Linked DNA regions of Mus musculus: region 2 is linked to region 1. The links are chromatin contacts, found by Hi-C in ENCODE. All regions are on one chromosome and are shown on one strand. Each heading gives the region's core, a stretch centred on a gene start or an enhancer-like site at or near the end of the contact. The rest is flanking DNA. Distances are from core to core; before and after follow the strand shown. Region 1 holds the start of Poglut1 (protein O-glucosyltransferase 1). Region 2 has its middle 11 kb from the start of Arhgap31.

Region 1 (3,384 bases), core at 653-3,152:
AAACAAATTCCTGTAGCTGGTTCCTAGGAGTGTGATCAAGTCAGCCTCCGTGTACTAACAGTGTTAGAGGACCCCAGAGGATACCTGGAGGGAAACATGCAGTCATCTTCCCTGAATAACCGGTTCTTAATGATCTGGTAGTGGGTTCCTAGCTTCCGCCTGACCACCTCAGCCATCATCTTCCTGGAGATCCCACCTCGGAAAGGAGTCAGGTCCTCTTCTATGACGCTGTGCAAGAACAATGGAAAACATCGAGCCAAAGCAGGCCACGAGGTTGAGGACGCCATCCCATCTATCCCCAAGAGTTTTGTTTAGAGGATACACTAAGCAGGGGGGAGAGCAGGGGATAGGAACGAGCCACTCTTCCACAAGAGCACCATGGATAACTGAGAAATATCAAACTTGGGAGCATAGGCTGCAGTCACCAGGGAGCAAATCACATCCCTTCTCAACTTCAGCACAGAGTGAGTTTCAGTATCATCAGCATCTTTGAGGGATCAAATAAAAAATGAAGAGCTAGGACTGCTATTTAGCTGATGGACTATCAGAGGGGTTACGTGGCTTGCCCTGAGGGGTAGTCGGCCTGCTTTCAATGTACTGAACTAACCCTGCCCAAACGTGCATACCTTAAAGATAAAAACCAAGAGGAAATACTGATTAGATGATAAACATGCTCGTTCCTTTTCATGTGCAGTTGCAGACAACTAGCACCAGAGAGAATAATAACAAGACATGAACTCTGGACCTAAGAAGCTTTCAAGAGAAATAGAAGAAATAGAAAGCACATGTTGCTAAAATACCATAGGGAACAGAGGCAATGTGGAGAACACCGAGCCTCTCCCATCCCAGAGCATTTCCATACATTACGAGAGCCATCTAAGGTCTCAAGACATGCTTAGATCACTAATAACTGCCATCAAGATCTCTCAAGGGACTTAGCGAAGGTCCCTACAAGAATCCAGCTCTCAGAGACACACCAAGGAACTCACCCGTGATAGCAGCTGCAGTTTTGACTTGAACATGGTTCATAATTCTCCAAAGCCCTGTTAATTTGGTCAAGAAATACTTTCCATTTTGAGCCTTCAAAAAGTGAAGGAAATGAGAGTTAACAGAATAAATGCCCTTGGCATTCGTATTTGCCAAGCACCAGGCAGAAGCAACAGAAGACCAACACTTGGAGAAATCCCCTTCCTTTCCCAGTAGTGGAAATGCCAAGAACGATTCTTTGTGTAACTTGTCGGGGCTTGAGTCAAGTCTGTTCCTCTACCTGCGCCATCAGGTATCTAAGAAATTGGAAAAGTCACAAGCTATTAATGTTTGGCCTTCAGTAGGTTATGGAGACACCGGACTTCGACATGGATTCTCACCTAATCAAACTGAACCCCATCGAGACAATCAACGCAAACTCAAATCCTCCCTCATCTGTTTTGTCCTAATAGCTAGCAAGTGCCTCCCACCCTCCTCTGGGGAAGCACGGAACAGCGTTCTGCTGTAAACAGGGAACATCCCTCTCTTCCTACCATCCCCAATTCTGGAGGATGGGGGTTACTCTCTGGGATCCAGGACCAGAAGAAGAGGCCCACCAAACACCTAGGCTCGCCCCCGCCCGCTGTCCAGCTCGCGTTGCAGCCGCACAGCATCCTCCGCGCGCCGGGGGCCACAGCGAGCACCCAGGGACCCGAGCGGACCCCGAGCCGCGGCGGTAAGCTCGGCCCCGCCCGGAGCCCACCTGAGTCCTTCTGGCGGCCCTGCACCGGGCACAGGAGCAGTAACAGCATCCATGCCCTAAGCCGAGAGCCCGCCCGACGCTCCATCACCCGCAGACCACTGCGGATTCCCACCCGCACGCCGGCGGAAGCGCCGCCCAGCAGAAGGATGGCGGCGGACGCCACGGCACGTGGGAGCTGCCCTACACAAAGATGGCTGCCGAGCCCGCCCCTAGGCCTCCGGGAGCCTGGCATGGGAAATAAGGCAGCAGGAAGCCCATTCGGGTGGCACATTTAATAATGGTCAGTTCTGTGACAAACCGAAGGTTGGAGGTAGTTTGTTTTGTGCTTCAGCTATACACAGAGCTTAGGTTAAATCATTCCTTGGCTAGGTCACTCCAGAACACCAAACTACTTATTTATTGATCGTATTGAACGGATGTCCCCAAAAGGTTGCACAGGTCCATTTATAATAGGAATTTCTAGCAATATAACACAAATAGGCCGTGTTAAACAAGCCCTTGTTTTGTACTGAGGTTTGTGATAGGCTGCAAAAGACCATACCAAACCAGATTATCAATAAACAAATTGGATGCCAGGCAGTGGTGGCGCATGCCTTTAATCCCAGCACTTGGGAGGCAGAGGCAGGCGGAAATCTGAGTTCGAGACCAGCCTGGTCTACAGAGTGAGTTCCAGGACAGCCAAGGCTATACAGAGAAACCCTGTCTCAAAAAAACAAACAAACAAAAAGCAAATTGGACGTTTTTTAAAGCTATGTATCATTATCATTAAATTCTTTTATTCTTGGACTGGAGAGATGGCTCAGCGGTTAAGATCACTGACTGCTCTTCCAAAGGTGTTGAGTTCAAATCCCTGCAACCACGTGGTGGCTTACAACCTGGTGCGTCTGAAGACAGCTGTAGTGTACTTAGATATAATAATAAGTAAAACTTTTTAAAACATTCTTTTATCCTTGAGATAGAGTGTTATAGTATAGCTCAGACTGGTCTCCAACCCATAATCCTCTTGCCTCAGCTTCTAAAGTTTGTAGGTACCAGAGCTTGCCAAACACTAACTGAACTTCAGAACTTCGAACGTGCAAACAACAAACCAGGAGCCTCACAGCAACTGATCCAAAAATAGACCAGAAAGGACTGGAGAGATGGCTTAGTATTTTAGAGCACACACTGATCTTGCAGAGGACTTGAGTTGATTTTTTTAAAATTATTATTGGATATTTTCTTTATTTACATTTCAAATGTTTTCCCCTGGGTCTTCCCTCACCTCCGGAAACCCCCTATCCTATTCCCCCTTCCCAGGGCCTCTATGACAGTGCTCCCCAACCTACCCACCCACTCACCCACTCCTGTCCTCTGCCCTGGCATTCCCCTACCCTGGGGCATCGAAAACCCTCAGGCCCAAGGGTCTCTCCTCCCACTGATGCCAACAAGGGACATATTCGGCCAGAACCAATATGTCCCTCCATGTGTACTCTTTGGTTGGTCATCCAGTCCCCAGGAGCTCCAGTGGAGGAAGGGTGTCTGGCCAGTTGACACTATTGCTCCCTCTACAGGGCTGCAAAACCCCTCAGCTCCTTCAGTCCCTTCTCCAACTCCTCCATCAGGGACCTCAAGCTCAGTCCAATGGTTGGCTTCGAGCATCCTCCTCTGTATTTGTC
Region 2 (3,384 bases), core at 473-2,972, 170 kb after region 1:
CTTCCCTTCTTCCTTCTCTCTCTCTCTCTCTCTCTGACTCCAGCTGTCCCTGTTTTGTAAAGGTGCTCAGACGGTATCTGGGGGTGAGATCAACTGCTAGGGAAGTTTTTCTAGGACAGTGGCTTGTGACTTACCTAGTCCTCTATACTCCAAGGTTCTGAGGCCAACAGAAGATGACCAGGGTAAGCCAACTTCAGAAAGCTCGCGTCCAGGTTCCAGCATGGCGCTCCTTGTGCGGGTCACTTAAATTTAGGTTACAAACCGTTGCCTCTGAAGGTCTAGGTGAGGTGCACCAAGCTATCTTAGAGGGCATGCAAACTGCAGAAGGCACATGATCTATCCCTAACAAAGCACAGGCAAAGAATATGTTTTTCTATAAGAGAAAAGGAAACCGGAAGTGGGATCAGCTTTTCATCCTGACCATCACCCAATGCCCTGCCTTCGCCATGACTCTGAAAGTCAATGTTACTTCTAACAGGACTTCCATGAGCAAACGGGAGCAGTGCTGAGAATGAGAGAAAAGGGATTTAAAAGGGTCTCCCCCATCTCAACATCGGAATGGAGGGGGTGGGAGAGATAGCTCAGTGGTAAAGAACACTGACTGCTCTTCCAGAGGTCCTGAGTTCAATCCCCAGCAGCTACATGGTGTCTCACAACTATCTGTAATGGAATCTAATGCCCTCTTCTGGTATTTAATGCCCTCTTCTGGTGTGTCTAACGACAGTGACAGTGTACTCACATACTTAAAATAAATACATTTAAAAAAAAAAGTGGTATGGAGTCGTCTGTCTGTGTGCTTGCCTAACTAGTTCTTTTGGATTTAGGGCCTGGAGAGCTGTTTTACTCAGGGTGAGGACTATGTGTGTTGCTTTGCTTTCCCTACTGAAAATGTAAGTAATTAGGACACTGGGGATAGAAAGAATGGAGGGAAAGAGAAATGTTAGTAAAAGACTAGGTTACAAATGCTCTCACTCATGTGATATGCTACTATTCCTTGCTATCCCTGGGAGGCCTTCTGTTTTCTGTTTCTCTTCAGTGGAGGGAGGGGTGGATGGGGGGGCAGAGGAGGGAGGAGAAACTGATGTTGGGATAATATATGAGAGAATAAATGAATGAAAAAGAAATGAAAAACAAAACAAAAAATGATCTCTCATCCTCTCTCTCACCCTCATATGCACACACACACACACACACACACACACACACACACACACACACACACACACACTTTAGAAGTCTAGATGTGGAAGGGTAGAGTCAGTGTCCACATCAAGTTCTTAAGAATTGGGTAAAATTCAACCTACCTCCTAGCACATGCAGGGCTGTATCAGAACTTTCAGGGAGAGATGTTCTTGGACAGTATAAATTGTAAAATGAGTAGAAAGTGACTCATGGCAGATGGGTTATCTACATATACCATCGCAAATAATTCAGAAGTTAAAATGTCCAATATTTTACTAACTCTCTAGTATCTTTACATTGACCTCTGTTAGTGTTTTTTGTTTGTTTGTTTGTTTGTTTTAAAGCTAAATGGTCTGGAGCTCTTCTGAGTTCCCCTGGATGTTTAAAAAAACAAAAAAACAAAATAAAAACCTGCGACATTTGACCCACGCGCAGTTTGGCATTAAATGAGTCTTTAGCATTTCAGACACTGAGTGAGCACAGAACTTACTTGTCCCACACCAACATGGGCACCGGAGGCTGCCAAAGAGCAGCGGGACACTTCCTTCCTAGTCAAGTACAGAGAAGAGATTTGAGAGGCCAGAAGGAGAGCCAGAAGTCCCCGCTGAATTGCTATTATGCCCACATCCGAACCTACACAGCCCACATCTGAATCAGCACAGGGTCTGCCTATCCTTAGCCTCTTACTCTGAGTTTGAATCCATTTGGCCCGAGGCCTTTGATCAAAGGCCCTGAGAGAGAGAGAGAGAAAAAAACAAACAAAACAAACAAACAAACAAAACAACGGCTGGGCTGTTGGGCAAGAGTGGCCCAGAAGCTTGGCAGGTCTGCCCTGAGGATCTAGGGATGTCTTCTGGTCCCTCTATGCTTGAGATAGTTTCTTTTGCTATGTCTTCGATTTCTCAAACTAGACAGAATCTTCCAGTAGGAAACCCATTCTTCATTGATTAGGGGAGTTCTCGGGGTAGAAACTTGCCTCTGACTTAGTTCTGTAGTCCTGGTTTGGTTCTGTTGCCTCTACTTCTTCCCTCATTTGGATTCCTCTCGCCTTTTGGGCACATCGCCTCTCTCTCTCTCTCTCTCTCTCTCTCTCTCTCTCTCTCTCTCTCTCTCTCTCTCTCTCTCTCTCTCTCCAGACTTGGAAAAAGAAAACTATAGAAGGCTCAGAGCCCGGGCTCCGAGCCCCATCTGTCTCCCTCCAGGGTCCCCTCCACACTGGAGCAAACGATATTCTTAGGCGGGTGGGGCTTTGTCCCCGCCCCGTTCATTGTATTCTACGGTTTCCTGTACACTGCTTGTAACCCTTTACCAATCTGCCAGGCGCCTTTTAACACAAAAGAAAGGCGAGGGGGGCAAGGACCGCTGAGGAAAAACATCCCTATAAATAGCCCTCTTCAACAAAATTGTTTTCCTTATACACAGTTGTTGTTAGGCCTTGACGCCCCCGTAATCTTCCTCTGCTTCCAGGCCAGCTTTCCTCTGAGTTTGCGTTTCCTCCTGTGGAGATGCGGAGATGCGCAGGTGTAATGGAGGCTTGGTGGAAGCTGACCCTCTCCAGCCCAGGTTGCTGCTCCGAGGTGGACCTGGGTTCTAGATCAGACACTGCGACTTTTTGCCCCAGGATCTGATTGGGCAAATTTTCTAACCTTGCTGAGCCGGGGTGTTCTCATTTTTAGTAAGGATGGTGGGAATACCTCGTAGAGTTGGTATGAGTATTATAAAAGAGTTTGGAAAGGCCTTCGCATTAGTCTATACCTACACAGGTCCTACATACACAGATGAGTGCTTTTTAAATTTTGTTTGTGTTTTGTTGTTGTTGTTGTTGTTCTTGTTTGTTTGTTTCCTTTACTCAGTGAATCTTCTGCTTCTTGCAGCTCATCTAGTTTGCATGTGTGTCTTCTCCCCCTGCCCCGCCCAGTCCCATAGGAGCCAGTTCGTAAGCTTTAAGCATTTTAATTTTTATTCATTTATTTATACCTTCCTCAGTTCCAATGCAAGTTTAGATAATACACTTTATATTTAAGTGGCTAGAACCTAGTGGGATTTTCAGAAAGGATAAGAGAGTCCCTTCACAGAGCAGAGTCCTGACAGGAAGGAGAATGCCTTTCCTAGGTGTTTTGGGAGTGGCTTTGGTCATAGCTTCTTTTCTTTTTTTTCCCTTTCTTTTTGGTTTTTCGAGACAGGGCTTTTCCGTGTAGCCCT

The links. A loop is a pair of places that touch in the nucleus more often than their neighbours do.
Region 2: a loop to region 1 is called in a map of CH12.LX, with 2.6 times the contacts of the local background. The contact joins the enhancer-like site here to the promoter of Poglut1 in region 1. A Hi-C loop is called at or near these places in 16 of 37 maps with a recorded cell type or tissue (CH12.LX, Patski, adrenal gland and 4 more).

The regions. Positions count from the first base shown.
Region 1 is chr16:38,548,354-38,551,737 of GRCm38, forward strand. It overlaps Poglut1 (protein O-glucosyltransferase 1), which reads right to left and starts at 1,903. Exons shown (of 11, transcript NM_172380.4): 1 at 1,730-1,903; 2 at 990-1,080; 3 at 85-228. The coding sequence starts at 1,814.
Region 2 is chr16:38,722,694-38,726,077 of GRCm38, forward strand. No RefSeq gene overlaps it. Among named protein-coding and RNA genes, the nearest start is that of Arhgap31, 11 kb to the left of the region's middle. Within about 2 kb of position 1,723, at least 2 of the 3 ENCODE cell types and tissues checked have a DNase peak (open chromatin) inside an H3K27ac peak, as active enhancers do; they include gastrocnemius and heart, where a contact is called at or near this core.